Regions from separate parts of the Mus musculus genome. Here region 2 is linked to region 1. The links are chromatin loops, found by intact Hi-C in ENCODE. Cell type or tissue: heart. All regions are shown on one strand. Links, peaks and the distances in the headings refer to the core of each region. The heading gives the core; the rest is flanking DNA.

What was found. A loop is a pair of places that touch in the nucleus more often than their neighbours do. Peaks named below come from ENCODE experiments on the same cell type or tissue, not always from the same donor. Only the 100,000 strongest peaks of a DNase experiment are listed, where the experiment ranks them.
Region 2: it touches region 1 in a loop (2.9-fold over the local background); 4 of 42 quality-filtered maps call a loop at or near these places.

Annotation. Positions count from the first base shown.
Region 1 is chr1:60,285,419-60,301,923 of GRCm38, reverse strand. Nbeal1 (neurobeachin like 1) reads right to left here. Exons shown (of 55, transcript NM_173444.2): 42 at 14,483-14,613; 43 at 11,900-12,009; 44 at 9,973-10,090; 45 at 8,960-9,057; 46 at 5,929-6,045. Among named protein-coding and RNA genes, the nearest start is that of Cyp20a1, 50 kb to the left of the region's middle. In heart, for the core only: no CTCF peak of the experiment used is centred there; no DNase peak of the experiment used is centred there.
Region 2 is chr1:60,954,409-60,970,913 of GRCm38, reverse strand. It overlaps a transcript of Icos not described here. Among named protein-coding and RNA genes, the nearest start is that of Icos, 15 kb to the left of the region's middle. In heart, for the core only: CTCF peaks have their summits at 8,612 and 9,594 (motif pointing right); DNase peaks (open chromatin) are centred at 9,653 and 10,243; H3K27ac peaks cover 593 bases.

The DNA of each region.
Region 1 (16,505 bases), core at 4,874-8,873:
TTGCCTGTAGGCAAAAATGCAGGCAGAACATTGTATACATAATAAATACTTTTTTAAGGAAGAAAGACATATAAAATTTTTTTCAAATTGTAGATGACAAGAAATAAACTCAGGGCTGAAATCAATAATATAGAAATAAATAACAAAAAATACTAAGAATTGGTTCTTTGGGAGCTCGAGAGATTTCTCAGTGGTTAAGAGCACTGAATACTCTTCCAGAGGTCCTGAGTTCACTTCCCAGCGACCACATGGTGGCTCACAACCATCTGTAATGGGGATCTGATGCCCTCTTCTGGTGTGTCTGAAGACAACAAAGGTGTACACACATATATATAAAATAAATAAACCTTTAAAAAAAAAAAGAATTGGCTCTTTGAGAAAATCAGTAATATTGACAAACTCTTGTATCCAAATTAATAAAAAGGCAGAGAGAGAAAGAGAGAGAGAGAGAATATCCAAATTAACAAAATAAAAAATGAAAAGGGGGATGACAATAGATATTGAAGAAATCCAGAGAATCATAAGAACATATTTTAAAAACTTGTAATCACCAAACTGAAAAAAATCTAAAGGAAATGAACAATTTTCTTGATAGGTACCACTTACAAAAGTTAAATCAAGGTCAGATAAGCAATTTAAACAGAGCTATAAACCCTAGTGAAATAGATGCAGTCATTAAGTCTCCCAACAAATAAAAAAGCCTAGGCCCAAGTGGCTTTAGTGCAGAATTCTACCAGACTTTCAAAGAAGAGCTAATGTCAATAGTATTCAAATTATTCTACAAAATATAATCAGGAGGAGCTTTGCCCAATTTAGTTCATGAGGCCACTATAACCACATAAAAACACAACAAAGAGAGAGACCAGATTCCCTTATGTACACAGATATAAAAGTTATCAATAAAATATTTGCAAGCCAAATCCAAGAACACATAAAAAAATCATCTTCCACAATCAAGTGATTTGGGGATAAACATACATAAATTGATAAAGATAATATACCATATAAAGAGATTGAAAGACAAAATGCACATGTTTATTTCATTAGATGTAGAAAAGAACTTTGACAAAGTCCAGCATCCCCTTCATGATAAAAGTCCTGGAGAGATAATATAATAAACATAATGAAAGCAGTTCACTGCAAGTCCATAACTAACATAGACTTAAATGGAGAGAAAGTCAAAGCAATTCTACCAAAATCAGGCACAAGACAAAGTTGTCTACTCCTTCTGTTACTATTCAAAATACTACCCGATGTCTTAGATAGAGCAGTAAGACAACTAAAGGAGAACAAGGGGATAAAAACTAGAAATGAATAAATCAAAGCATCTTTATTTGTAGATGATATGACAGTATATATAAATGACACAATGAATTCCACAGGAAAATTCCTACACCTGATGAACACTTTTAGCAAAAAAAAAAAAAAAAACCTGGGTACAAATTTACTCAAAAAAAAAAAAAAAAAATCAGTAGCCCTGCTAAAATGACAAATGGACTAAGAAAGAAATCAGGGAAACAATACCTTTTACAATAGCCACAAACACTATAAAATACCTTGTGGTAAATCTAACAAGCAGTGAAAGAGTTGTATGAGAAAAAGACTGAGAAAAAATTTAAGACACCAAAGAAAGAAATTGATCTGCCATGCTCATGGATCAGTAAGATTAACATAGTAAAAATAGTCATCTTATCAAAGCCAATCTACAGATTTGATGTAAATCCTACCTAAATTCCAACACAATTCTGCATAGATTTTTGAAAGGATAATTTTCAGCTTCATATGGAAACACAAAAAAACCCTGGCTGGCTAAAATAATCCTGAATAATAAAAGAACTGCTGGAGGTATCACCATCCCGGATTTCAAGCTGTACCACAGAGCTATAGTAATAAAAACATCATTTATTGGCATAAAACAGACATAGTGATCAATGGAATAGAACTGAAAACCCAGACAACACACACCTATGGACACCTGATAAAGAAGCCAGAAATATACCTTGGTGGAAAAATAGCATCTTCAACAAATAATGTTGAGGGATGTTAAAGAAGCCTAGGGGTGGGGCCTAGCCACTCCTACCTCCAGGGGCTTATATTAACTAATCAGTGTCTGATTTAACTTAAGACCTACTGCAGGAGATAGAACCCATACCCAACACTGCTTGGGTGACCAAGAACCTGAGATTAGATGGCACAGAGACCTAGGGTAAAACAAAACACTACTGTTCTTTAAAAAAATAAATAAAATGCCTCCTAGTGTTTTACAAAACGTGTTATCAGTTCCTTGCTCAGCCACCAGAGAGGCTTCCTCCCGCCACAGTGAGATACTATGTAGTGTGAGGAGCCTTGGATCACTCGGCCCTAAATGCAACATCTCCATCAAATCCTACCCTTAGGCCTGAGAGAATCCTGTGCAAGATGAGGTGGAAAGACTGTAAGAGCTAGAGGAGATGGAGGACACCAAGAAAACAAGGCCCTCTAGTCAACGTGGTAAAGCACATAGGAACTCACAGACATTGAGGCAGTATTCCCAGGGCCTGCATGGGTCTGCACTGGGTTCTCTGCATATGCATCATGGCTCCCACCTAGTGTTTTTTATTAAGTCTGTGGGTGTATGAACGTGTGGATCTCTGTTTCTTGTGCCTTCTCTTTTCCTTCTATTTGTTTTGTTCAATTCTAATGTGCTAGTTTTTGTTGTATCTTATTATAGTTTACTATTATCCCTTAAAAGTCTGTTTATTTTCTAACAAGAGACAAAAACAGAGTGGGGCCAGGGGTAGCTGGGAGAAACTAGAAGTAGCAGAGCCCTCGGGGAACACAGTTCCAAGGGTTCACATAAAACTTTCCCTTCGTGGTGATAGTCACGCATTATAATTTTGCCTACATAAACAGTATAAGTTATGCTGAACCCCTGCATTTCTTCTGCAGTTTCAGTAGTTGGTAGGCAGGGGGATATGTGACCAGTCAATAATAATAGCCTTGGACACTGCTAATCAGGTTCCCTGGTAGACAAAAGTTGTTTTCCCATTTAATTATTGGCAGAATGAAGCATGTACTAGGGAACTTTCCCTAAGAGCAAATTCTAGACTTCCTCTCGATTTTTCCCCCATGTGCCTTTTCCCCTTTGTAGAGACTTCTTTCTAGTGCTCCACGGCAAAACAAAACAAAACAACAAAACCAAAACAACCTTAGCCCTGAGCCTGAGTCTAAACAAGTTCATTCTTGAAGACCCTTAATATCCAGAAACTAAACTATCATTTCCTTTTCTTCTTTCGTGTGTGTGTGTGTGTGTGTGTGTGTGTGTACATGCATGCATGTGGTAATGTGAATACCTGAGCACATACATTTGGAGGCTAGGGAATACTGGGTTTCTTCCACTGCTCTCTTCTTATTCATTTAACACAGAGATGGTCTCTTACTGTTTCACTGAGTCTATCAGCTGGTCAGTGACTCTTGTGAGCCCTCTGACTCTACTCCTCAACTATGGGGGCACAGTCATCATACACAGTCATCAGGTCGTCAAGCTTCTATAGCAATCACTTTTATCCAGTAAATAATTTTGCCAGCCCTCCTTGGTCATCAATCTTGAGCACTGTTTCTGTGTGCTCTAAGTTGCAGGTTAAATTCTTTTAGAAAAGGCCCAACATTGTAGTACTTTTAACACTGAAAATTTCAGTCAACATTTTAGGAAAGAGATTTGTATAGACAAAAATATATGAAAATATGCCCATACTGAAATAGAGTGCAATTTCACTGTTCACTGGAGGAAAGGCACGGTATTCTGACCTCAGGGACATTAGATGGCACAGAGTGTGCGAACTACAACCTGTGGGACAAATGTAGCTCACTGCCTCTTCTGTAGATGGTAAGTAAGCGAAAAATGATTCTAGATCTTATGTAACACTCTCAATCTTAGTTGAGTTTTTGACAAAATGACTCAGTCTAGTCCTTGATGTTGGCCAGCTTCTAATATACTGCACAAGAGACTACTTGTTTTATGCAAGTTTCTAAGTTACTACAAACTTAATAACTTTTTACCATTTTTGTATTTCCAAAGAATATTTATGTCAAAACTAAATTTAAAGGTATACATGCATTTCATAATACCATTTGGAATTATTCATAGTATTTTAATATGTGTACATACGAATTTTTAACTGAAATTTAAGGGTATGTAGCAAGAATTTTGTTTTTTTAAGAATACAACAATGTTAAGTGAATTTTTTTTTTTTAAGATCCTAGGTGTGGGATATAGGGCTGCTTCATATTGTCCACTATGCTTCAGGCAGCTAACTGTGATTTGTCTCACACTCTGGCAGGGGCATAATTTTGCCAGCTGAAGGTAGTTTACAGTTGGAATTCTGAGGGCTGTTAAGAGGGATATATAAATGCCAGAGCTTCAAGACAGGCAGCTGGCTGTAGCTCCTGCTGCTGCTGCTGGTTGGATGCTGCTGATTGCTGTTTGTCAAACAGAGGAAACTGGACTTGCCCCAAGGAACTCAATGCCCCAAATCAGCAGGAAATAGTCTAACTAGACTGACATCCCCTTTCCTCTCTATATTCTTCTTTCTCTCCTACTTAGTGTTGGGGGTTGGAAGGGTAGAATAAGGGTGGAGAAGGGTGGTAGGAAAAATAACCCAATAGAATAAGTAAAAGCCTGGTTACAAGGTTACTCTTTCAGTTATAGCGTTAACTACTATTTTTACCTGACTACTCCTTATAACACTATCAATTAATCTCATGCTTTGGAACATATTTTAAAGATAAGCAGATACAATTAATAGCTATTAAATTATCACCACTCTGCACAGCATTTCAACTGTTACAAAATATGGAGTCTCACTATATAATCCTTGCTGGCCTAGAATGCTCTATGTAGACAGGTTGGCCTTGAATTTAAAAGATCCACCTGCCTCTGCCTCCCAAGTGCAGGGATTAAAGGTACTCATACCATGACCTGCCCTAAGAAGTACTTTGAATTAAGTTATTTGTTCTTACTTGTTGAGAAAGCAAGCTAATAAAAAGAGTTCAGAATACCAGTTCGCAGCAAAGAAAAGCTTACAATGAAAGTGATTTTAAAATCCAAGACTGGAGCTGAAAAGATGGCTCAGTGGTTAAGAGCATCGACTGTTCTTCCAGAGGTCCTGAGTGCAATTCCCAGCAACCACATGGTGACTCACAACCATCTGTAATTGGATCTGATGCCCTTTTCTGGGTATGTCTGAAGACAGCTACATGTACTCATATAAATAAACATAAATAAATCTTTAAAAAAAGAAAATCCAGGACTGGGGCTGGAGAGTTGGCTTGGTGGTTAAAAGCTCTTGTAGAGGATGTAGGTTTGAAATCCAGTACCTGTCTCAGGCAGCTCATAACTACTTAAGTCTAGTTCCAGGAGTATATTGTGTCTAGTCTCCCCAGGCACCTGTATGTATGATGCACATAAACTCATTCAGGCACACACAAGTATACATAATTCAGTTTTAAAGATCATATTATAACATTTTCCTTCAGTAAAATTGAATAAACTGGAGTGGGGAGATGGTTTAGTTAGTAAACTGTGTTAAGATCCCCAGCACCTGTTTTTAAAAAAAGCGGAGAGGGGCAAGATACACCTGTAGCCCAGCGCTGGTGGTGGGAAGGTATATGGTAAGAGATGAAGATCCCTGGGACCCACTGGCCAGCCAGCTTAGCCAGAACAGCAAGGTTTTGGCTTAGTCAGACTCTGTCATTAAAAAGTAAGGTGGAAAGAGCAACAGAGAAAGATCCTGGAAACTGACCTTTGGCTTTTCACACACACCAAGTAAGTGCTAAAACTATAGGCGTGGATAAAGCACACACACATGTACAAATGAACATAACACACAAGTTAATTGAAATATATAAAATTGAAGAAAGGTCTCTGATATTACCAAGTTGGGTTATTACCTCTATAAAAAATGACTTCAGTTCAGTGAGGTGTTGAAAGAGGTTTAGGGTTGAAATTTCTGTTTTGGTTTGCTTTTGAATAGCTTCTTCTGCTGATAATCTTGGAGGGTGTGGTTCCTTCAAAATAATTTAAGAAAACATTTCAGAGTTAAATGAAAGCATGTCTGTATTCACTCATACACACACGGTGGACTGTGTTACAATAGAATGCATATTATGCACTGTTAACAACTCCAGGTCATGGCTTACTCTAGTCCCCCAGCAAACTTCCCATTCATCCTCTTCTACGGACATCTCAGTTCTACTTCTAAGTTTTTCTAATAGCACCCCTAAATTTCCAGCTCAGAATGATTGTTTTCATGCCCTTTCCCCAATTATTCAGAATTTTTTGGGTGTTTTTTTTTTAAGTAGTCATTCGTGATAAATCTTATTCATCTAGCCTATTAAGAATTCTCTTAAAAATAAGCATTTTATTTATCTTCTGTGTATATGTGGACATGCATATGTTACAGTGCATGTGTGGGGGTCAACAGACAACTTGCAGGAGTCAGTTCTCTTCCGTCTACCGTGCTGACGTGGGAGGCCATCAGGCTTGGCAGCAGGCAGGCACCTTTACCCACTGAGGCATTTCACTGGCCTAGCTATCGGTCTCCATAAGGGCAGCCATGAATTTTATTCACTTTTGGATTTTTAAGCACTCAGAAGTATATCAAACTTGGCAGATGTTTAATAAATATTTGGTAAAATTAATGAAACACTTAACATTCAAATTTTATAATACAGTATAATATTTAATTCGTGAAACAAGACATCAAAATTAAAAAGTAATTATAGATAATCAAATCAAGTTATAGACATGACTGTATAATTTACAAGTAATTATTTTTCTTATTTTTCATGTCCGAGACAAATAATTAAGTATATTAATGTTAATTAAATATACTGATAATATATTAAAAATTTACTATTCCATGGACACAATCAAAATGTGTAAGAGGTATCTTTCCAAAAGGGATTCTTGCCAGCCATGGTAACACATATCTGCAATCCTACTGCCTATTGCAGATGAGAGTTCTACCACTGAATCACTGATATTGACTATTCAAGTGCTCAGAAGGCTATGGCAGCAAGAGTCTGAATTAGAAGCCAGGTACAGAAAGTTCCAAGGCAGTGTGAGTTACATAGTAAGACTGTCTCAGGAAAAAAAATGAAACAAAATCAGGGTGGTGGACTTTGGTTCTTTTGTCCTTGTTAAAAAATACTAGATTGTGGGCAATAGAGGTAACACTTAAATGTGTAGCTTTAGAAAAAAAAAAAAAACTTAAGAAAAAAAATCCTGCCGGGTGGTGGTGACACACACCTTTAATCCCAGCACTCGGGAGGCAGAGGCAGACAGATTTTTGAGTTCGTGGCCAGCCTGGTCTACAGAGTGAGTTCCAGGACAGCCAGGGCTATACAGAGAAACCCTGTCTCGAAAAACCAAAAAACCAAAACAAAAAAATCCTATTTTAAATTACAGGCTGATAGTCTTCACCCTGTCTGATTTTCCTCTTTGGTGTCTGTGGTGATGAGGACACTGGGACTGAACTGGACTTGGCACATGCTAAAGTAAACATTCCTGGGCTAGGCCACAACCTCAGTCCCACTGTAATTTTTTTTAAACCTAAATAAGAATTAGTACTGGGGAAGTAGCTCGGATAATAAAGTTCTTGCCTTGAAGCAAACATGAGGACCTGAGTTCAATTCATAGAACCCTTGTTTTTAAAAATGTCACAGGAGGTGGCTAGCCAGTCTAGCCTACTTGATAAATTCTAAGCCAGTAAAAGACTTTACTCCATCAAACACTTGCCAGTGCCAGGGAAATGATACCCAAGGTTGAACTCTGACCTCTACAAGCATAAGCAACTGTCCTGCCCACAAATAAATCAGCAGGGTTCTTGTGAAACTATGAGACTGGCTCTATACCTACTGCACTAATGAGGCACCTGGGTTTTCATGTAAAAAAAAAAAAATGTATAGCTGAAGCCAGGCAGTGGTGGCATACACCTTTAATCCCAGCACTAGGGAGGCAGAGGCAGGGGGATCTTGGAGTTCAAGGCCAGCCTGGTCTACAAAATAAGTTCCAGGACAGGCAGGACTACACAGAGAAACCCTGTCTCAAAAATCCAACACCCCTCTCCCAAAGAGTAGAGCTGGTATAAAACTAAAGGCTCTAATTCTGAACCTGGTATGTGTTAGGCAAGAGCTCTACCACTGTGCTTATTCCCTCAGCCCTTTTTAAATTTTGAGACAGGGTTTCACTAAGTTGGCCAGGCTGCCTTTGAACTCACTCTGTAACCTAGGCAAGTACTGAACTCACAAAGCCTTGCATTAGCTTCCTGAATGGACAGATTTACAGGCTTACACCTCTAGGCCCAGCTTATTCTGTATTTTTGCCTCTCTTTTCCTTTTAATATTTGAAACAATATTTCACTATGCAGCCCAGAAGCTTCAGCGTCCTTATGTAGCTCATCTTGAACTCTCCTGCTGAAGCTCCCAAGTGCTGGGATTACAGGCACGAGCTACCACACGGTTGACCGGAATAGGGACGGAACAATGAGCTCACAAATAACACCACTCATGTAAAAAACCACTATCAATTACATATGCTAGGACTTGACTCTACTATTCTTCAAACCTCAGAATACTTCGAAACAGCATTCTGTAGGCCAGTGGTTCACAACCTGTGGGTTGCAACCCTTTTGGCAAACTCTATCTCAATATAAGGTTTGAGCACCACTTTCCTACAGATTTTTTTTTTTTATTTTTTCATTTCCCCTCCTGTTGAGATTGACATCTTTATTACCTAAACAAATCCTGAAGATCAAAAAAATTTGAATTATAGCAGTATCAAAATTACAGTAATGAAACAGCAACAAAAATAATTTTATGGTTGGTGGTCACCACAACATGAGGAAATGTAATAAAGGGTCCTCTCATTAGGAAGATTGAGAATTGTTGCTAAAAGGTGTCAATAACTTATATTATTTACCTTTAACAGCTGACAAGGTGTTTGCCCAAAATTATTAATCATCCCTTCTAAGGCTTTTCTTTCCTTTTCATCTGTTAAGGCATCAAGATCTACAGCACCTAAAACAAGAAATCATCAACTCACTATTGAGAAAGAACAAACCTGCATGACACTGATTAATACATCAAGGAATGATTAACACATTTTAAACAAAATATGAGTCTTCAACTATGTCACCAGAAAGTAATTTTCTGAAAACATTAAATATTTGCATTTGTGTGTATGTGTTTGTGTTTGTATGCATGTATATATGTGGGTACACATGAGAGATCCTGTCTAAAATAATAAGGGGAGGAAGCACTGGGGAAGATAAGGCTAATGTACACCATCAGCTTCCTTGTATACCCACACATATATTACGCACATATACACACAACAAAGACTTAAAAAGAGACATTTTTTTCTGCCCAAAGCTCTCAAAAATCAGTTTTGATACTGAGCTAATGTTAATAAGTCTAAATGTTTTCTTTCAAAGTTTACTAAAAATAAAGTAAAATTTGTAATATTTAATGAAGACTTGATGCCTGGTGGTGGTGACATATGCTTTTAATTCCACACCTGGGAGGCAAAGGTAAATAGATCTCTATGGAATCGAGGCCAGCTTGGTCTACAGAGTGAGTTCCAGGACATCCAGGGCTATGCAGAGAGAATCTGTCTTAATAAAACAGAAAATTTGATATCCCATACAAGAAACCATAAGCATAAAACAATTGTCATTTATAATTTGATTTCCATATATATGTGTATACACACACACACACATATAGATATGTGTGTGTGTATGTATGTATGTGTACACACACAGGCATGCATACATACATAATCTTAAAATCATAAACTTCTACTACAAAATTGAAATAATGGCAGTTTTGTGACCTCCAACTGAAAAGATATATTTTTCCCATGTTAAATAATTAAGGTCAAATACTAATGCTGTTTAAGTATTGTGAGAGAGGAGGTATTCCGGCTGGTACCTTCATAACTACAGTAATAGAAGACATTGAGTGCCTCCACCGCAGCTGGCCCTCTCTGTTTGTAGCCAAAGATCAGATCTATCCATTCATGAAGATGAGCAGAAACATATTCAGACTCCTAGAAAGAGAACAAAGTTAATACTTAACGGAAATATCTTCCAACTATAATCTAAATTCATCCTTTTTAAAAGGGCATGGAGCCAGAGAGATGACTCAGTAATTAAGAACACTGGCTTTCCTTCTAATGAAAGCATGTTCGATGTCCAGCACCCACTTGAAGGCTGACGGCCACCTGAACCTCCAGTTCCAGGATATCTGACCCCTCTTTCTGGTTTCCTTGGGCACTGCACACACGTGGTGTATAGACATATATGCAGGCAAAAACACTTGTACACATTTTTGTAAAAGGAGAGTGCTGCTTGGTGAATGAAGTGCTTTAAGACAGTTGTTAAACTCTCTCTACTTCTTCAATTCCAGTTGGAAATTTACCTAGACACTAGTAAAACCTTTAAGGGGATTAGGCTGGTTTTATTAGGAACTTGGTTAATCTTTTGGAAAAGTTGAAAAATGTACTCATGCTCAAGTGATTTGAAACAAAAATGTAAACTGCAAAATTAAATTATACCAGCTGGGTAAGCAGAATAACAACCCATATAGCATACATGCAGAGAACTAGAATTTCCCTTATGCAAAATGCTTAAGGCTAAGCCGGGCATGGTGAGGCATGTCTTTAATCCCAGCACTCAGGAGGCAGAGGCAGGCGGATTTGTAGACCAGGCCAGCCTGGTCTACAAAGTGAGTTCCAGGGCAGCTACACAGAGAAACCCTGTCTCAAAACACCAAAAAAAAAAAAAAAGCTTAGGGCTACAAGTATTTGAGATTTTGCTAGTTGCTATTTGTTTTGTTTCAATGTTCACACCATGTTGTAAAGGCTAAAGTCATACATTTAGGCTTCAGCCACCAAAGAAACTTAATTGCCACTTGCCACAAGTAGGACTGCGGAGTTTCCCAGATTTTTAAATATTTGTAGAGGATCATCCCTAACCCAAAAACCAGAAATTCCAAAATGTCCCCAAATCTACTAGGCAAAGAAAACAACACAAAAAAGCTATTAACATCCTCCAAAATCTAGGAGAGTTAATGAGAGAGGTGGAACGTATCTTTGTGGTAGTTTCTTCTTAGTAGTTGTCTAAAACTTTTCAATTCAAGAAAAAAAAAATGTAAAACTTGATTAAATAGGAAATTTGATTTCCTATATACCACATATCAAAAACTTATGACACTTATCATTGGTACTTATGATAGATTTGCATATATACCATTATAAACTATTAAAAAAAGGAAAAGTTTTGTTACATATTCATGAATGGTATCATAATATTTATATCCTAAAATTAAATTATCACATCATACTTTCTAGAACAGTAATATACAACAGGTAACAAACTAATCTAGAAAAAAGTATACTTTAACTTATCTTTGAAAAACAAATCTGTATTTTATAAGACATGTGTACTGGCTAGTTTTGTGTCAACTTGACACAGCTGGAGTTATCACAGAGAAAGGAGCTTCAGTTGAGGAAATGCCTCCATGAGATCCAGCTGTAAGGCATTTTCTCAATTAGTGATCAAGAGGAAAGGCCCCTTGTGGGTGGGACCATCTCTGGGCTGGTAGTCTTGGTTCTATAAGAGAGAAGGCTGAGCAAGCCAGGGGAAGCAAGCCAGTAAAGAACATCCCTCCATGGCCTCTGTATCAGCTCCTGCTTCCTGACCTGTTTGAGTTCCAGTCCTGACTTCCTTGGTGATGAACAGCAGTATGGAAATGAAAGCCGAATAAACCCTTTCCTCCCCAACTTTCTTCTTGGTCATGATGTTTGTGCAGGAATAGAAACCCTGACTAAGACAACGTGATTCACCAGAAATCTTACCAGAGCTTTTCTGTGTTTATAAATGAAATCTTCAGCTGACTTAGCCCATCTTGGAAGAATAACATCGTTAACCAGTTCTTTGGAAACTTGTAAGTGACCCAAATTAAATTCTAAGACACATAAAAAAAAAATCAGAACATTTCTATTTAAAAGATGATGTAAAACAAATATAAAAGAGAACATAGAACTAGAAAAAATTAACTCATCTGTCTATTGCAATATACTTTAATTAAATACATAAAACATTTTTGAACTTGTTTTTAGAAGGTATATCAGAGTAAGAATTATTTTTCCTTAGAAAAGCCGGGATGGGAAACTTGGGAGATGCTCAGTGGGTAAATTTTAGCTATTCAATCATAAATATCTGAATTTTCATCTTCATCACCCATGTAAAACTAGGTACAGTGGCTCATGCCAGTAACCACAGAGCTAAGGGTGGAGCCAGAAGAATCCTAGAGACTTGCTGGGTACCCAGTTGTTTCAAAAAGTAACGTGGAGTGGGATTAAAGATAGTTACTTCTGGCCTCTACATATAAATGCATGGTTCTATTTGCACATGCACACAAAAAAAACACACACAAAACATTCCTCCACACGTAAGTGCATATGAACACACACACACACACACACACACACACACGCATGCAAATGAAAAAGAAAAAAGAACAGTGAAGGCACAACAACCCACTCTAATTGGATCAAAATAAAATATTATCTATCCTTACACTAAAATTGAATAACGGTCATTTTAATAGTTAATTTATAAAATACCATTCATTAGAATTTTATGGTGTAACTTATACCCTGAACTCACTCACTCAGAGTTTTGCTTTATGGAAGAATAACATACTATATTTCACAAAACACTTGCTATTACAGCTGGAATATGACATGTGACAGAACTTTCTCATGTATGAGGTTTTCTTGTTCGTACACTATGTGTCTTAAAATATTTTTAAAACAAAAAGTCTTGAAGTAATAGTGTGCTACCTTGAAATATCACATTTCCTAAGTCTAGGTAAGGTTTAAAAGTCCAAGTGACAGGGAGCACAGGGTGCCAGGCTTTCTGGTGAGTGACCCCTGTGTGGCAGCTAACGTTCTTTGTCCACTTGGAAGTTGTCGCCCTTAGAATTTACTGCAGAACCTACGGTTCATCTGCACATTCATTTCTGCCCTGAACGTCATATCTATTCCATGTGATTAGCTAAGTGGTTGGTATAGGACAGTTCTAGAGAATGAAGCTATAAGGGTTATACTTAAGAAAGGACATTAATAGAACTATATCTGCATCTTGGCAAGATGCTGTAGTTTCAAGCTACTTCAATTATTTGTAACAAAGAGAAGAGTTAGCCATAAAACAAAGCCAAAATACTTGGAGTAACAGAGTGGACATACAGAAAGAAATTGGCCATGATACTACTATACAACCTGAAACAAAAATCTCTCAACTTGAATTAAAAAAAAAAAACCTAAAATCTTATTGTGCAGTTTTGTGTTGATTTTATTGCTATTTATTCTATTAGATGATACATTTGTCTTCTCCCGCCCAAGTTCCTATATATCAATCAATTAGATAATTATAGTTATACATAGGGACATGAAGTCACAGGGCTGAAGGCAGCAAGCAGCTCCAATGAATATAATGCATTGCGGAGCAAAGAGTATCTTAAGTTTTCCATTCAAGTTCAGCCCAATCACTTCTCCTCTCCCTGATACACACTGGCTTTAGTAAATTACAGTCTAATAGCTGACTAACAATCTACATCAAACATAAAACAAAATCTTGCATATTTAGTTGTGCTTTAAAAACAAATGTAAGGCTAGGGAAGCAGTTTGGTTATGTAGTGTCTGCAAACTGTGTGCAAGTCTCTGAGCTCAATCTCTAGCATCACACGGGGGGAAAAAAAGGTAAGAAAAGGCAAAATAACTACAGAAAAAATACTTGGATATTTCTAAGCTGTAACTGTCAATCATGCATCTCTACTCCAAAAACCTAATTTTTTTCAAAAGCTGGAATGACTAAGCACCTTTTTAAACGTGCACCTTTTGTACATTCCAAATAAAGAGTCAGTAGAAGCCTTCTTTAAAAGGTAAAAGAACATTTTTATCTTTGTGAGTTATATGATCTCTTGTAACTACTCAAGTTGATCATTAATTTCTAAAAGCAATTATAGATAGGAAACACATAAGTAAGCTGGTCAATATATTGTGATGATTCTCTGAAAACCTAAGTTTGCTTGCTCCTGGATTGGCTCACTGACCTCAGTCCAATTCCTCCAAAGACTTGTAATGGTGGGCAGTGTACAGCACAGCTTTAGATGTCTACTAAAGACTGTGCTCATAGCTACGTTCTCTCATGTGTCCAAATCCCACTCATGTCTTACTTTTCTGTATCACCTCTCGAAGTAAGACAGCTCTGTATGTCACTTCTCTAGTCTAAGTTAAATTCTGTCACTGAGTAATCTACACACAAAACCAACCTTAAATAAATTATGCAATATTACAGAAAATGTCCTCAAAACTGTTTTTCAGTATTTTTCATTGGAACCTGTTGAATGAAAATTTATATCCCCTATTTCTTACCATTTTGATTTTCTAGAAACTCTGGGAAATAGAAGAATTCAGGAATAAGTTCTTTAACATCATATGTATTATCCATAAGTGCCTGCCAGGTAGCAGGGATGGAATGGAATTGCCGGTCTGCACAGTCAAACCTGCACGTGGGAACGAAAGACAAGAGTTTAATGGATGAAAACAAGGACGTGTAGATCAAGAACATTTAAGTTCTTTAAACTTCCACATGACGGCAGTTGGTCTTTTTAATCTTCCTATTTAATATCGGAAAACAACTTTTATCTTTATGATAATCATCTATAATTCATTGTTTGTTGTCAGGAGTTAATACTATCATTATAACTGTCAAAATATTGTTTTGTTTAAATTAATTGAAAATGAAATCTCACTAGAACATAATTTCATGTTAATTAAATATAATCTTAAAAGACTTTTAAGCAAAGGTGTATGCTGACTTTGTAGGACATGGGTACAGGTCGTCCCTGGAATGCTCAGGGCCTCTGGGTTGAACCACAAAAGAATGTTAAAGACACAAAATTTGCTGAGTAAATTTGTTACAAAGAGTGAATGTGAGTTACATATTTGAAAGATCAAAATATACAGTGGGCATAGAGTTTACTGCCTTAAAATCCCAGAACTTGGGAATGCTGAGGCAGGACTTTTTCAACTACAAGACCAGACTAGCATACAGCGTGAATTCTGGGGCAAGGTAGGCTACAACATGAGAGCTTCTTTGTAAAAGAAAAAAAAAAATCTGAGTTCAAAATAATGCTAAATATAACAGTACTTATATTTTCAATGAAGAGATTTACAGAAACGCTTCTGAGCTAACCGTTAATACATTATTAGCAGAAACTCTTACACTAAAAACCAGTAGGGAGATAGTCTTGTGGCTAAATTATTGACACGTGTCAGTAGCTTCCTTTAACTAGCTTTTTGAGATGAGATCTCTTATTGAACCAGGATCCCATGATCTCGCCAACCCGCTAGACTGGCTGGCTTGTGAGCGTCAAGGATTAGCCTGTCCCCAATCCTCAGATTCTTACATGAGTGCTGGAGAGCCAAACTCAGGTCCGCATACTTTGTATGGCAAGCGATCAACTGAGCTAGTTCCTCGGCCCATAAATTTTAATTAGTTGATTTAGGTTTCATTATTGGTATGATGGCTGGAGAAATCTCAAGTGGTAATGTTCTAATTGGATTGTGCTTTCCTTAATTATAAAAAGCATAACATTTTCTTGATTTTTTTTTCTTGGAAAAATTAAGCTATGGGTTTTAGTAAAAATGGTGAATGCTGATTTTTCTTTTACTTTTAAAGACAGAGCGTCATATAATGCAGTGTTGAACTTGCGATGTAGATGAGGATGACCTTAAGCACTGACCTCCAGCTCCCAAGGGCTGGGATTACTGTACTGTGTCTTCACATCAGGTCTATACAATGGTGGGGCTCAAACTTAGGGCACTAGGCCTGCTAGGTAAACATCCTATCAACTGAGCTCCATCTCCAGCCATAAATTTCACCCGTTTGCAAATGTCTATTAATCTCTGACCCATTCATCCATTCACAGCAATGCTGTTACTAACATGGGTGCATAAATTTTTATGTCTTCAATCATGCTGGGTAGAAATTTAGGAGCAGAATTGCTAGTGATAATTATTTCATGTTTAATGTCTTGGAGAACTGCCAGGCTGTTTTCTATAGATTACTATTTTGAAATTCTACTACTGTTATTTTCTAATTTTACATCAAAACCTTCAAACAGTTTTCTCTCTCTCTTTCTTTTTTTTGTGGGGGGGGGAGGTTTCGAGACAGGGTTTCTCTGTATAGACCTGGCTGTCCTGGAACTCACTTTGTAGACTAGGCTGGCCTCGAACTCAGAAATCTGCCTGCCTCTGCCTCCCAAGTGCTGGGATTAAAGGCATGCGCCACCACACCCAGCAGCTTTTATCTTTTTTATTTTAACAACTAGGATGAGAAGTGATCTCTCTTTGTGGTTTTGACTTGAATTCCCCTGATGGCTAAAGATATTGC
Region 2 (16,505 bases), core at 7,927-11,926, 670 kb before region 1:
AAGCCAAAGACTGCATGGAATGGTTAAGAAGCCACTTAGTACATACTCAGGGGAAAAGGTAAGTGACATGCACTCCATATATTTAATCTTAATATTTAAAGTTTCTTATGAAATATATAAAGGTATAACCAGGAATATGGCTCAGTGGGTAAGAATATTTGCTGCACAAACATGAGCTTCTGAGTTCTCAATATCCACACAGAAAAAGCTAGGCAAAGCCAGCAAGACAGCCCAGTATTAAAGTGGCTTGCTGCCAATCCTGGTGACCTGAGAATGATCCCAGGACCCACATGGTAGGAGAGAATCTACTCCCATCAACTGTCCTATCACACACACACACACACACACACACACACACACACACACACACGAGAAAGAGAGAGAGAGAGAGAGAGAGAGAGAGAGAGAGAGAGAGAGAGAGAGAGGTGAGGGAGGAAGGGAGAGAAGATAAAGGGAACTTTTAAAAAAATCAAGCAAGATTGTTTGCTTAACTGTAACTCCATCACCATGAAGATTGGAGACAGGGGAATCTCTAAGGCTTGCTAGCTTAACTCCTAATTGAGAAATCCCACCTCAAGGAACAAGGTAGACTTAATAGAGAAAGATTGACATCATCCTCAGTGTGCACAGCACACAAGTACACATATGCTCACACATATATACATATGAACAACAGTAAAAGATTACATAGAAAGAAAATTGTGTAGGAATTATAGCAGAAAGAAAGGCTAGATACCAGAATCTTCATTTAATAATTAAAATATCATGTCAAAATATAATTAAAATGCTAGCATTTCCAAACATTGTATTTTCTTTGTGTTTTCCTAAACTTTAAAAATATTTCTACATCATGTATTATTCAGTGAGAATAAAATACATTGAATGTTGTGAGGGGTGTTGTTGTTGTTGTTGTTGTTGTAAGTTTTGTGCATCTTCACTGTGTATGCAGGAGCAGAGTGCCTCAAACACAGAGAGCAAAGGTGATCCGATGACTAACAATGAGCCTTTTTAAAAAATTTTTATTTATTTATTTATTTATTTATTTAATGTATATGAGTATATTGTAGCTTTCTTCAGACACACGAGAAGAAGGCATCAGATCCCATTACAGATGGTTTTGAGTCACCATGTTGTAGCTGGGAATTGACCTCAGGACCTCTGAAAGAGCAGCCAGTGCACTTAACCACGGAGCCATCTCTCTAGTCCAGCCATGGGCTTTAGAATATGCCCAGAAAAGGGTCCTCATTTGCTTGGCTGTTAGTTACCACTGCACCTAACTGTTTCCCATGTGAATCTGAGGCTTGTTTCTTCCCCATCCTCCACATTCAGCGTCCTTTCCTCTTAAACTCCCCCAAGCACTTGACTCCTTATGTAAGAGAGTCAGACCCCTACAGTCCTACTGTGAGTCTTAGCAGCACAAACAGCCTACTAATTCATAAGCAATTGTATGAGTAAAGATGTGGTTTAGTAGCTATAGGTCTGTATCTGGATACAGAAATGGGAAGATGGGCGGCTCGTCAGTTAACACGCTTGCCACACAAGCAAGAGAGCCGGAGTCCAGGCCATGGTAAAGTAGGTGTGGGGGCCCAGCTGTAATCCCAGCCTCAGAGAGCAGAGACAAAGGATCCCTGGGAAAACCTGGCTGCCAAGCCTTAGTCATACTATGAAGCTCTGGGTCTGAGAAGACATCGGAGGAGGTAAATAGATACCTGCTTGAGTCTCAAGTTATGGCAAGAAAAATCAGAGCTGGCTGAAAAGCTTAATGGAGAAGATGTTGTGAAACATCCCAGAATGCCTTAGTTAGAGGCAAATGGAAGAGCTGGTGGGAAGAGGAAAATCCATTTACATGGCATGGTGCGTGGTACACAACACCTCCGCACATGATATACTAAGGCAAATGGCACTTACACAGGCAGATATTATTATAATCTCCATCTCATTAACACGGGAGCCTGTCTCATAGAAGTCGCTTTACAGTAAGCTGGGATCATGTTTAAAACTCAGACAAACCTGCTTCTACCTTAGTTCTCCTTCATGTGCGGGGAAGCAAAGGCTCTGGGTTGCAAGAATTGGCCCTGAAAGTTTGCTTGCAGCCCCATCTCACAGAGGCTATGTTGCCTAAAGAATGCAATTATAAATAACCTTGGGCACAGCTAACCACTCCTTGCTCCTCTAATTACAGGTACAAAGAAGCATCCATACCTCCTTGGTTCTGGAGTTTGATAAACCATTTGGGTATATGAATATAAACAAAGTTTTCTGACAGGTGCAGCTATAAATCCATGAATATTAATGTCACTTTATTACCCAACTCCCCAGTTTAAATCTTCAGATAAGTTCAGGACAGGATTGCTGGGCTTGTGATCAAAACCAAGTCGGACTCCTCGGCTCAGGGCGTAATTGGTTTCCTCAAATGGCATGTTGAATCAGAATATCTTAAGGTACATGCATGAAGGGAGAGGAAGTACAAAAAGACTGCCAGAGTGACACTAAATTTCATTCTGAAAAGTGTTGAGAGAGAGAGAGAGAGAGAGAGAGAGAGAGAGAGAGAGAGAGAAGATGAATACTAGGCCTTGTGGGACCGTGAAAGGCAGACTGTTTTCTGGTTGAGCTAGGTTTAAACCCTGGTGACCCAGCAGATAACTCTGCAAGAGACAGAAGGCCTGTTTGCCATGCTCCCAGACACTAGGCTCCTGACACAAGGCCCCAGCTTCATAATTCTGTGGTCATTAGTCACATAGGGCAAAGCCCCAAGCTCCTGGTATTCTGTCTGGACTCCACCTCCACAGTTACCTAGCAACAGCCAGGTAGTCCTGACCCACTATAAAAGGGGCTGCTTGATCCCTCCTCCCTCTCTTACTACTGCATCTCTCCCTTGCCTCTTGCTCCTCCTCTCTCCCCATTCCCTCCCCACCTCGCTCCACGTGGTCATGGCCAGCCTCTATTTCTCTACTTGCTCCTTCTCTCTGCCTTTCTCTACCTCTACTCCATGACAATAAATGCCTTAAAATCATGGACTGCCTCTTCTCATCAGGATTCACTGTGCTGGAGCAATGGAGCAGGTCTTCCTCTAAGGAGCAGTGTGTCTAATCTCCTGCAGGAGGCCTCCCTGTGTTCCCAGCCATGACTTCCACCAAACCCAACTGCCTGCCTGAACAAGCCTAGGACTCTCCTCCCTGCAGGAACCGGCTGGAACTCTCTCCTCCTGCCCTTTACCCTTCAGTCCCAGGCTGGTTTCTGTTACCAGGCTCTGCAAAACCAGCTTAGCAAAAAAATGGACGTGTTGCCAGCCTCAAGATTGACAGGAGGACTGGAGGTAGGGGTTATCTGAAGAAGATCCCAGGCTCAGTATCCAACCCCTCTTCCTGCTCTTAATATTTCTGTGGGTTTCTCATGGCCATAAGGCTGCATCCATGAATAAAACTCCAGGCATGGCTGCATATGCCTGTAGCCCCAACATAACATATCAAAGACAGGCAGAGCCTGAGAGCTCAGTGGCCAGCAGACGAACCAAAAGAACAAGCTTCCTGTTCAACAAGAGGTCCTGTCTTAAGGTAGTAGGATGGAGTGTAGTAGTCACTTTATTATCTGTTCTGGTCCTACATGTGTGCATGCATGATACACAGAGAGAGAGAGCACACATACATATATACACATGCACATATACACATGCACATACATGCATGCATAAACACACATGCATGCCTCATACACAGAGGGAGCACACACACATGTACACACATATGTACATACACACATACATACATGTATGTACCATACACAAAGAGAATATACAACCATATACACGCATATGTGCATACACACATGTACCATACACACAGAGAAAGAGCATGTATCCCTATCACATATGTACATACACACATGTATGCACATACACACATACATACACCACACACATACATGAACAAATTAAATTAAATAATGCCAATGAATAAGTCTTTTGATTTGATAGTAATTCAAAAAGAATAACTAAATGAATCCTTATAAATCAGAAATATAGAATTAATATATGTTGTAAAACAAAAATATTAAGAACCAGGAAATGTTAAATAACAAACTAAAAGTGCTATCTTTATTTCAAAACTAATCTGGGTGAGATTCTTTTAGTATGACAAGAGAATCCATAGTACCAATATTGGAAAGGAAAGGAGCACATATACTAATGAGTCTTATTTTAATTTAAAAGAAAAAGCAACACCAAATATAAACCACTTAACTTAAAAATATGTTAGACATTGCCAATTTTCTAGAAAACATAAAATTTGTAGAGAAATGGAAAAATGGAACAGACTATCAACCTGTGAGGAAATCAGAAACAGAACTAAGAAAGTGACCAGCACAGAAGGATTGAAAACAGACAATGAACTTCAGGGGTCCTCAAAAGCCAGAGAATTTCCAGACTATTTAAAATGGTCTGGAGGCAAAATATGGCATTTTGAGGCTGACATAGTGTTAACAGGAAGGTGTATGCAAGATAAATCAGAGATAAGCCACAGACTATATATGTATATGCATGCATATGTGTTTAAGTACTCAATATATCTAATTTGGTGACTTATTAAAGAAAATTCACCTTATAAAATCAATTCAAATTGTCCAAATGTAAGCAGCTTCCTTCCTTCCTTTCTTTCTTTCTTTCTTTCTTTCTTTCTTTCTTTCTTTCTTTCTTTCTTTCTTTCTTTCTTTCTTTCCTTCTTTCTTTCCTTCTTTCTTAGTCTTTCTTTCTTCCTTTCTTTCTTTCTTATTATTTTTTTTAATGTATGTGGATGTTTTGCCTGCATATATGTGTTTTAAACACCACGAGGAAAAGCAATCAGGGAGAAAACAATTTATTTTAGCTCATACCTGAGATGAGTTCTTTACCTAAACAATGGCACAGAGGTCAAAGTTCAATACCCAAGTACTGGCCATCTGCACCCCAGAACTGATCCTGTGCCACAGTGCTCCATACCCAAATCCCTCCTGGAGAGAACTGGTCTCCCAGGAGTACTGAAACACAGGCTTGCAGGAAGGATAAGCCACAGTCAAAGACAGCAAGACCAGCTAACACCACAGATAACCAAATGGTGAGAGGCAAGTGCAAAAACATAAGCAACAGAAACCAAGGCTACTTGGCATCATTAGAACCCAGTTCTCCCACCACATTGAACCCTGGTTACCCCCAACACACCAGAAAAGCAAGACTCTGATTTAAAATCAAATCTCATGATGATGATAGTGGACTTTAAGAAGGACATAAATAACTCCCTTAAAGAAATACAGGAGAACACAGGTAAACAGAAAGAAGCCCTTAAAGTGGAAACACAAAAATCCCTTAAAGAATTACAGGAAAATACAACCAAACAGGTGAAGGAATTGAACAAAACCATTCAGGAGCTAAAAATGAAATGAGAAACAATAAAGAAATCACAAAGGGAGACAACCCTGGAGATAGAAAACCTAGGAAAGAGATTACAAGTCATAGATGCAAGCATCACCAACAGAATACAAGAGATAGAAGAGAGAATCTCAGATGCAGATACCATAGAAAACATTGACACAACAGTCAAAGAAAATGCAAAATACAAAAAGTTCCTAACCCAAAACATCCAGGAAATCCAGGACACAATGAGCAGACCAAACCTAAGGACAATAGGTATAGAAGAGAGTGACGATTTCTGACTTAAAGGGCCAGTAAATATCTTCAATGAAATTATAGAAGAAAATTTCCCTAACTTAAAGAAAGAGATGTCAATAAACATACAAGAGGCCTACAGAACTCCAAATAGATTGGACCAGAAAAGAAATTCTTCCTGTCACATAATACTCAAAACACCAAATGCACAAAACAAAGAAAGAATGTTAAAAGCGGTAAGGGAAAAAGGTCAAATAACATATAAATGCAGACCAATCAGAAATACACCAGACTTCTCACCAGAGACTATGAAAACCAGAAGATCCTGGACAGATGTTATACAGACCCTAAGAGAACAAAAAATGCCAGCCCAAGCTACTATACCCAGCAAAACTCTCAATTATCATAGATGGAGAAACTAAGATATTCTATGATAAATCCAATTTACACAAATCTAGCCCTTCAAAGGATAATAGATGGAAAATAGCAACACAAGGAGCGAAACTATACCCTAGAAAAAGCAAGAAAGTAATCTCCTTCCAACAAACCCAAAAGAAGCCACACAAACATAAAAAAATTAACATCAAAAATAACAGGAAGCAACAATCACTATTCCTTAATATCTCTTAACATCAATGGACTCAATTCCCCAATAAAAAGGCATAGACTAACAGACTGGATATGTAAACAAGACCCAGCATTTTACTGCTTACAGAAAATGCACCTCAGTGTCAAAGACAGACACTAACTCAGAGTAAAGGACTGGAAAACAATTTTCCAAGCAAATGGTTCCAAGAAACAAGCCGGAGTAGCCATTCTAATATTGAATAAAATCAACTTTCAACCAAAGGTTATCAAAAGGGATAAGGAAGGACACTTCATACTGGCCAAAGGAAAAATCTACCAAGAACTCTCAATTCTGAACATCTATGCTCCAAATGCAAGGGCATCCACATTCATAAAGGAAACTTTACTAAAGCTCAAAGCACACATTGCACCTCACACAATAATAGTGGGAGACTTCAACACACTGCTCTCATCAATGGACAGATCATGGAAATAGAAACTAAACAGAGACACAGTGAAACTAACAGAAGTTATGGACCAAATGGATTTAACAGATATCTATAGAACATTTCATCCTAAAACAAAAGAATATACCTTCTTCTCAGCACCTCATGGTACCTTCTCCAAAACTGACCATATAATTGGTCACAAATCAGGCCTCAACAGATAAAAGAAGATTGAAATAATCCCATGCATCCTATCAGATCACCATGGACTAAGGCTGGTCTTCAATAACAACAGAAAGCCCACATACACATGGAAGCTGAACAATGCTCTACTCAATGATAACTTGGTCAAGTAAGAAATAAAGAAAGAAATTAAAGACTTTTTAGAATTTAATGAAAATGAAGGTACAACATACCCAAACTTATGGGACACAGTGAAAGCAGTGCTAAGAGGAAACTCAGCCCTGAGTACCTCCAAAAAGAAACTGGAGAGAGCACACACTAGCAGCTTAGCAGCACACCTGCAAGCTTTAGAACAAAAAGAAGCAAATATACCCAAGAGGCATAAAATAATCAAACTCAGGGCTGAAATCAACCAAGTAGAAACAAAAAGAACTGTACAAAGAATCAACAAAACCAGAAGGTGGTTCTTTGAGAAAATCAACAAGATAGATAAACCCTTAGCCAGACTAACCAGAGGGCACAGTGACAGCATCCAAATTAACAAAATCAGAAATGAAAAGGGAGATATAACAACAGAAACTGAAAAAAAAATCAGATCCTACTACGAAAGCCTATACTCAATAAAACTAGAAAATCTGGTTGAAATGGACAATTTTCTAGACAGACACCAAATACCAAAGTTAAATCAGGATCAGATAAACCATCTAAATAGTCCCATAACCCCTAAAGAAATAGAAGCAGTCATCAAAAGTCTCCTATCTCAAAAAAGCCCAGGACCAGATGGGTTTAGTGCAGAATTCTATCAGACCTTCAAAGAAGTCCTAATACCTGATGTATTAATAATAATATATAGTGGATATACCCGAACAGAACACCAGGCCAAGGCGGTTCCACGTGAGAGAGGTTTATTGTAAGGGAGAGAAGAAAAGGAGTGGCAGGGCAAGTGGAAGGGGAAAGAAGAAAGAGAGAGAGTGGGGAGGGGGTGTTCTCCTCGTTTATATGGAAAGTGACGTAACACAAGTAACAGATGTAGCTAACAGATGTAAGTGAGCTGAATTATTTCCTAGACTCTGGGTGAATTCCAACTTTAACTACCAGCAGTATGTATTTACCTAGGTCTCACTCCCTGCCACTCTAAACACTTTGCATGCAGAGGACCCTTAAACCTCCGTAGAACCCAATGAGAGAGACGCCTCTAATTATTCCTGAAAAGTGCACTCACTGTAAAAAGGTTTAAAATTGTACAAGGTCCCCACTCAGCTTACAGGGCAAGACCGGAATGAAACAAGGAGAAAAATCTAAATCCTGGACTTAAATGTTTTAGAGTTTCTATCAATTCACAATCAACAGCTCCTGCCGCAGCGGCAGTGGTTGGCGCATGCTGATTAAAGTCCTCTCACCTGAAGGGTGTGGCGTAGTTATAGACAACACTGTTTGTCAGTACGCTTCTTCCATGTACTGTGCTAAACGCGAAACATTCGTTGTCTAATCCTCACAGCAGTTCCGTCTGCAGAAAAGAAACTGAGGCTCAGAAAATAACATGTAGGAAGGGCTTGAGTTCAAGAAAGCCTGCCCACACTCTTTTCCATTATACAGGCCTCTTGGGGAAAAAATGGCATGTTCTTAACCAGAGTTCGTTCAACTGGGTTTGCCCTGATTATGTAAAACCAGAAGTTTTGCTGTAATTGTGAATGTGATCTTTTAAAAATATTTTAACTTTTATCTTATGTGTATGAGTGTTTACCTACTTGTATGTATTTTGCACCACGAGTGCAGTACCCACAGAGGCCAGGAGGGGGGGTCCTCTGGAACTGGGTTGTGAGCTACTATATAGGGACTAGGAACAGAACCCAGGCCTTCTGCAAGAGCAGCGAATGCTCTTAATGGCTGAGCTGTCTCTCCATCCCTTGAATGTGATTCTTATTTCACCTAGTATCCGGGAGGTTTCCTAATAAAACACAACTTGATGTGAAAATATTAAACTGGATTCCTCTTGCAGACTGTTGCTTGGCGACTGAGTCTCAGCAATGATGCTATGTTGTTGCCTAATTTTAAAAGAACTGTGTTTAAATGAGGGGACCCTACTTGTCAGCATAGTTTCAACACATTATTTTTATGAACATTGATATTAACAATCCTGGTATGTCCATTTTAGGTAACAAAGGTAAAAAAAAAAAAAAAAGTAGTATCACACTAGCATGAAACACCAAATGTTTACGTTGCAGGTATAGCAGGTGTTCGTTCCTACAGGGTAACTCTCAGTTTTCCAGAATGTCTGATGGAGAAGATGGGGGTCTCTGACCTATTTGTAGTTAGTGTGACTAGTTCTTTTTACAAGCACTCATAGTATAGAAAGTGATATCAAAATGGAATACCCATTAAGGAATATGGGATCGCTTTGCATTCATCAAATAGTTATTCAGTAAGTTAATCAATTGCATGACAAAATCTTCTTTAAGAAAGTGCCTAACTGGGCTCCACTTCCTAGGGTCTTATAACCTAAATGGAAGCTCAACTGGAAAATTCCAATGATTTCTACAGCCAAAAATACAGAAAAATAACGCTTGTTTGTTCAGCTGGGTTGCTTTTAAAAAGTAGACATGTTTGAAATTTTTAAATTAGTTCTATGCAACAAAACATACTTGTTTAAAGTGGAGGTGATGTTATCTTATTGTGTATTTAAAAGAGAAAAGCATATTCCTAAGGGTTTCCTGCTATGAAATTTCAATTCCTTCCCATCTATGAGCCTTCGATAGTTACCAAATACGACCACAAGGGAGCACTGCTGAATCAGACTTGTGATCCTCAAACCCACAGCTGTACAAATGCTTGTGCTCCCTTCCTGGGGGAACAGAAGTGACTCCTCAGGCATTCGTGCAATGCATGTGAGGTGCAGTATGAGGAATGGATTTTTTTTTTTTTAGTTAGTCACAGCCCCCAGAAATGAATTTCTGTATTCTCATCGGAAGCCAGGTCTCCACTAGAAGATAGACAGATTGTCTGATGAAAGAAAGCAACACCTTAGCTAGGCAGTGGTGGCACACGCCTTTAATCCCAGCACTTGGGAGGCAGAGGCAGGTGGATTTCTGAGTTCGAGGCCAGCCTGGTCTACAGAGTGAGTTCCAGGTCAGCCAGGGCTATACAGAGAAACCCTGTCTCGAAACCCAGCCCCTCCCCGCAAAAGAAAGCTACAACTTACTACTTTCTTAAAATTTCTCTGTCAGCCTTGAAAGAGTCGATGACCTGCAAAGCTGCATGTTTTTTTTCTCTCTTCGCTCCAGGAGGAAGTGTAGGAGCGTCCACTCAGAGATTTGAGAAGGAAGCCAAGATATCTTTGGAGGATTGCAAAATCCTGGGGAGGCTAAGGAAGCTGGCTGAGAGTGATAACACGGTCTCCTCCCATCCTGTTCCCATGCTCTCCGACTGCTAGCAGGCTGTGCAGCCGCCCTGTCAGATCTGCGACAGATCGGCGATGTGGCGAGCAGGAGTTACTTGTAACTTTAAATAAAATATATCTCGCACACACAGGGAAGAAGCAGAACAAGATATCAATGGAGGAGATTAGCACATGACCCCAGCTCCCTCTAGGCTCTGCCATGACCAGATGCAGGGATTGGACAGCTAAGATGTCAGCACACCCTGTTACTGCAGATTTGGATTCTGAGAGTTCATTGGCAGGACCAGGTTTGGAATTGAGAGAGATTTGAAGGGAGGTTAGAGTCCTGGAACAGGACTTGTGTCCTTCAGGCTGGACTACAACATGGGGAACGGAAGCAGCCTCCCTACGGTGTCCACTTCCTAGCCACCACCTGCACTCACCTGTCACCACGGTTTTCTCTCAGAGTAATGCTTTAAAGTGAGTGTTTTACCATCCCAGACAGAATGGACTCCATAGCTGGGAGGGCTTATATATGCTTGACCCAGGGAGTGGCACTATTTGGAGATGTGGCCTTGTTGGAGTAGGTGTGTCACTGTGGGTATGGGCTTTAATACCCTAGTCCTAGCTGTCTGGAAGCCAGTCTTCTGCTAGCAGCCTTCGGATGAAGATGTAGAACTCTTAGCTCCTACTGCACCATGCCTCCCTGGATGCTGCCATGTTCTTGCCTTGATGATAATGGACTGAACCTCTGAGCCTGTAAGCCAGCCCCAGTTAAATGTTGTCCTTATAAGAGTTGCCTTGGTCGTGGTGTCTGTTCGCAGCAGTAAAACCCTAAGACGATAGCCAAGCATCCTAAGGCATGCATGTAATTCCAGCACTTAGGAAGCAGAGGCAGGGAGATCAGGATTTCTATGTCAGCCTGGCCTACGTAAGACCTTATTTTTTTAAAAAAAAAATCAAAATTTAAATGAATGCTTATAATAATGTTCTCAAAGCTTACCAGGCAGAAAATGACAGGGCAAGCTAGTGACTGTCAAAGCCTTTGCCCTTCACTTTGCCCTTGCTCCTATTGAGTCTTCAGTTCAGGTATCACACCCCTAATTCTATTTGCACTGCAGTCAGTGTCTTACCACATACTGTTGCTATTTTGAAGCTGCAGCAGCGGAACCAGAGGTAAGGAAATTCCTACAAGATAGCAGAGTCAGAAGTTGATGTGGTCTGATTCCCCACCAGAGCTCCATCTATGGCATCTTACAGCCCTCGCTAGACACGGGCTTCAGTTGTTATGAATCCTTGGACTGGAGGCCACAACTGCCAAAAGAGAAAGAAAGGGTTTGCTTTCCCTGCAGTGGTTGTAGGATTAGGTAACTCTTGATTAGAACCTGTTGCTTGCCGGGTTCATTGTTTTAGAGATTTATATATGTGATATCAACTGGTCCTCACAATTGTCTACAGAGAAATGCTTGACTTTATAATTAGGTGGGAAACTTGTGCCAGAAAGATGACGTCATCTGCCCAAAGACACACGATTAATAAATGTCAGAGTCGGGACTAAAAGGTAACATCTGTTTAACATCGTAGGGGATGTCTATGAAATGTTTTTGGATGAAAACATAAAATGTACAAATGTACATGAGACCTACCTATGTAAATAATGACATTCCTATATAGAAAAATAAGAAGGGACCTGGGTGCTGTGAGGAGCACATTGCCCCAGAACGTGGAAGATGAAGGAGGAGAGGCAGGAGCTTGAGGCTACCCTCAGCTACATAGCTTTTTTGAGACCACCTCTCACAAGATATTAATAATAAGAATTTAATAATAATAACATAATAGATAAGAGATGGAATATTTTAAAAGATGTGAAATTACATGTGTTAATTATTTTATTATAGAGAAAAATAGGAGTGAGTTGTAGCTCTTTATCGAGTGTTTGACGGGCATTCAGGATGCCTGCTTAGCTCTCTCCCTACACATAAATCAGCAGTGATACATGTCTGTAATCCCAGCACAGGGAGGCAGAAGGACCAAAAGTTCAAGTTCTCCTCGGCTACATAGCAAATTCAAAGCTAGCCTGGAATGCATAAGACCCTGACTCAAAGAGGTAGGGTGGTGGAGAGATGGACAGCAGTAAAGAGCACTGACTGATCTTCCAGATGGCCAAAGTTTAATTCCCAGCACTCACATGGCAACAACTGCTTTTAACTCCAGTTCCAGGGGCTCTGATGCACCCTACTGGCCTCCATGGACATTGCATCCACTTGGTGCACAGGCATGCATGAAAAACATCTATTCACATAAAATAAAAAATATTAATTTATTTTGAAAGAGTATTTGCTGCCATTGAAAAGGATCTAGGTTGCATTCCCAGTTATCTACATAATGGCATACAATATCCATAACTCCAGTTCCAAAAGATCTGGAGCTGTCTTCTGGTTTCCACCGACACTAGGTATGTATGCAGTGAACCTCAGTACATGAATGCAAAACACCCATACACGTTAAAGAAAAATAAATCTCTAAAGAAAAAGGGGAAATAGAGAGGAGACTAACATAATACTGCCCCCACACTGCATAGGAATAAGTCTAGTATATTAGTCAGGGCTCTTTAAAAAAAAAAACATAACCAATAAGAAGAGTAGACACATGGGTAGACTTGGTAGAAGGATCAATGGATGAATGGATGGATGGATGGATGGATGGATGGATGGATTGATAGAAATATAGATGATAGAAGACATATGATAGATAGATGTTGATAGAAAGATGGAAGATAGATAGTAGATAGATAAATAGATAGATAGATAGATAGATAGATAGATAGATAGATAGATAGATAGATTGATTGATTGATGGATAGATACTTATTATTAGGGCTTGGCTTATGCAAACAATGGAAGCTGGAAAGCGAGACAGTGTGACATCGGCATCTGAGGAGGATGAGGAAAGCCGATGGCTCCAACACAAAGCCACAGACTTGAGAACCATTAAGATAACTAATGATCTAAGTCCCGATCCCAGTCCAAGATCCAACAGCCAAGAACATACAAACGAGTCTGAGGGAAGGAGAAACCACCCTTCCTCCACCTCAGTTGATGCTCTACTGGTCACCCAAAAGACTAGATGTTGCTTGCCGCAGGAAGAGGCAGATCTTTACTCTTCCCACTCATCAGAACATTACTTTCCCCTGGAAACACCCTCACAGACATACGCTGAAATAGTTCACCAGGCAATCTCTTAGCTCACTCATATTGACACATAAAACCAACTGATGCTCTTGGGGACTCCTTTTAAATTGACAAAAATTATTGACCATATTTGACCTTCATACACCTTGACACACATGACCTTCATACCACCTACACCTTGCTAGTTGTTTCTTCCCCATTTTTGATGCTACTACAGGTCCACCTCCCTCCTTTCTCTTGATAGTCATACTTTGCTTGAGAAGAGTCAACTGTACCCAACCTAATTCATACTCAACTGTGAAAAAAAACATTAAAAAGTCCTTAATGGTCCAAATTTTTATTAATAAATATCATTTGAACCAGCATGAATAAACCTGAAGAGAAAGCACAGGCAGTTGCCATACACTCCATCCCTACGTGAGCACAACCCCTGCTTCCACCACCGTTCTGCGCTAGAGTGGGACATTTGTTATAATCCATGAAGCTACAGCCACACATCGCCATCACTCAAAGCTCGCTGTTTATCTGAGCCTCGTTCTTGGTGTTACAGTCTATACATTTGGGGAAAAAAACAATGATGTGCACCAGCTGCTCCTGTCTATCACACAGAAGTGTCCCTGCCCTAAAAGCACTCTCTGTTTCCCCTACTCACTTCTCCCTTTCCCGTCTCCGTGGAAACCACTCATTTTAAAAAACTGTCTCCATAGTTTTTTCCCCCTCTTTTGGAATGTCACAGCCATCATCATACAGATAAGTGGGTTTCTTTTTACTTTGTATTTATTTAATGCTTTTAATATCCCTCCATTTTTTTGTTTTGATGGCTTTATATCTCATTTCTTTTTTTTTCTTCTTTATATACATGGGCACATTTAAATGCATGTGAGAGTAGATGATTGCCTGTGTGTGAGTACACACAGGTAAGGCTGCATGTGCATATATGTACCTATGTATGTAGAGGCCCAAGATTGATATGGAAAAATTTCCTTCGTCAGTCTTCAACCACCTTCTTTGAGTCAGGGTCTCTCCATCAAACCTAGAGCCGGCAGATAGGAGAGTCTCCCCGACAGCTTGCTTAGGGGATCCCCAGTCTCTGCCTTTGAGGCTGGAGTTGCAGGCAGGCCACCACTCCCACCAGCGTTTACACAAGCTTGGGGAGTCTAAACTCTCGTGCTTGCATGGCGAGTGCTTTAACCACTGGGCCATCCATCCACTCTCTTTTTGGCCCTGTGTCTGGATCTACCATAGTTGTTATTGTCTGTCCTCCCATGAGAGGATATTTTTCTCTCTTGAGTTCTGTCTATTATGAATAAAGCTGCTATAAATATTGGTATGTGGATCTTTGTGGAGACATGAATTTTTGATTCATGAGGCTGTATATAATAAAGACTATGACTGTGTGGCTTACGTAATAAGACAATGTTGAGTTAACTCAATTCCAACAAGACAATAACCGTTTTAAAATGCTGCTGGCAATGACTGTCATTCCCTGTCGTTTCAAATCTTTGCCAGCACTAGGTGTTGAGGGTAATCTGTATTTTGAACATTGAATTCGACGTTGAACGGGCCGAGCATCCATTTTTAGGAGCAGTTCCTCAGTGGCATGATACTGAGCAGCTGCCCTGCCATTTGTGTTTCTCCTGTGTGAAATATTAGCTCAGGGGTTTTACCAAACTTTTATTTGGGTCGTATATTTTCTCATTGTTGAATTTTGAGGGCAGCGGCTGTTGTTATACTTTGGGCAACAGTCCTTTATCAGGTGCATTTTCTGCACATAATTCTGTAGTTTCTCTCCTCACTCTCCTTCCGAGATCTCTTGAACCACATCAAATCCAGACTCTTGTTTGCTCTCGGGCCTTTGCTATTGTAGCTGGACAGCCATCCCCACAATCAAGGTCGGCTCAGTTTTTCTCATACATCATCTTTGCCTGGCTTTATAGTTGTGTGTCTTCATCTCTCTTCTGCTTTGTTCATCTTTTTGTCTGTTGTTTTGCCAAAGCATGCTGTTTTGATTATCGTAAATATGTCTGAAGCACAAGAGCTGTCCGTCTTCCAACTTTGCTTTCTGAAATGTTGGGTTGGTTGTCTGGAGTTATATTTGTACCTAACAAGCTTTGAAATTGCCTCCCTTGGGGTCCTACTCAGGGCTTCCCACACAGAGAGTGACTCTCTGCACATGCCTATCTGTATCTGCCCTTACAAGTTTGATGCATATTCTATTACCTCACGCCTCTAGTGAATCTAAAGACTTATGCAATTCTTTGCACACTCTGCTAAGAATCAAATGACAGCTTCTAAGCTCTTAAAATGTTGCTTCCAAATCAGAAATTTTTTCTTTATGTGTTAAAGAAAAAATAATTATTAAACTAATGAGGAAATAACTGGTAAAATTTCAGTTAATGAAACAATTTAAAATGGAAAAAAACTGTATTAATGAGGGCTAACAGCAGGGGGCACTCTCCTATAGGGACAGGGTAGGTATTGATGGTAGTGATGGCTTTGTGAAAGCAGAGCCCCTTCTGTGCAGAACTATGTACATGAAATGGGATCTGAAAAGGACTCTGTAGCTCACTAGCATGCCAGTGTTGAGGGGAGTGGAACTGCATGACTCATGTGCATAGATACACATGCACGTGTCTATTTAAAATGCAAATAATGACAAGCAGTAAAAGCAAAGATTGAAACATATAGAGGTTTTTTTTTAAATTAATTTCTACAAGAAAGGGGAGACTGGATAGATGGCTCAGCGATTAAGAGCATGCACTGCTCTTCCAGAGAACCTCAGTTTGGTTCGTTGCCTTCAGGCAGCTGTGAGCTGCTAGTCACTACATCACTAGGGAGTCTGGGATTTCTTATGGTCTCTGCAAGCATATGGTGGGCAAACACAAGACGCGTATACACAAAGAAAACACACACACTTTTTAAAAGGGAGAGAAAAAAAAACATGTTTCCCACAAAAATAAATAGATAAATAAGTAAATAAATAAATAAAATCACACTGGCAAGATATGCCTTCAAAATTCCAGAGGCAAGTTATTTTCATTTACATACATTAAGGCAAAGTAAAAAAAGAGTTTCAGCATGGCAAGTTACCAAATATTCACCATCAA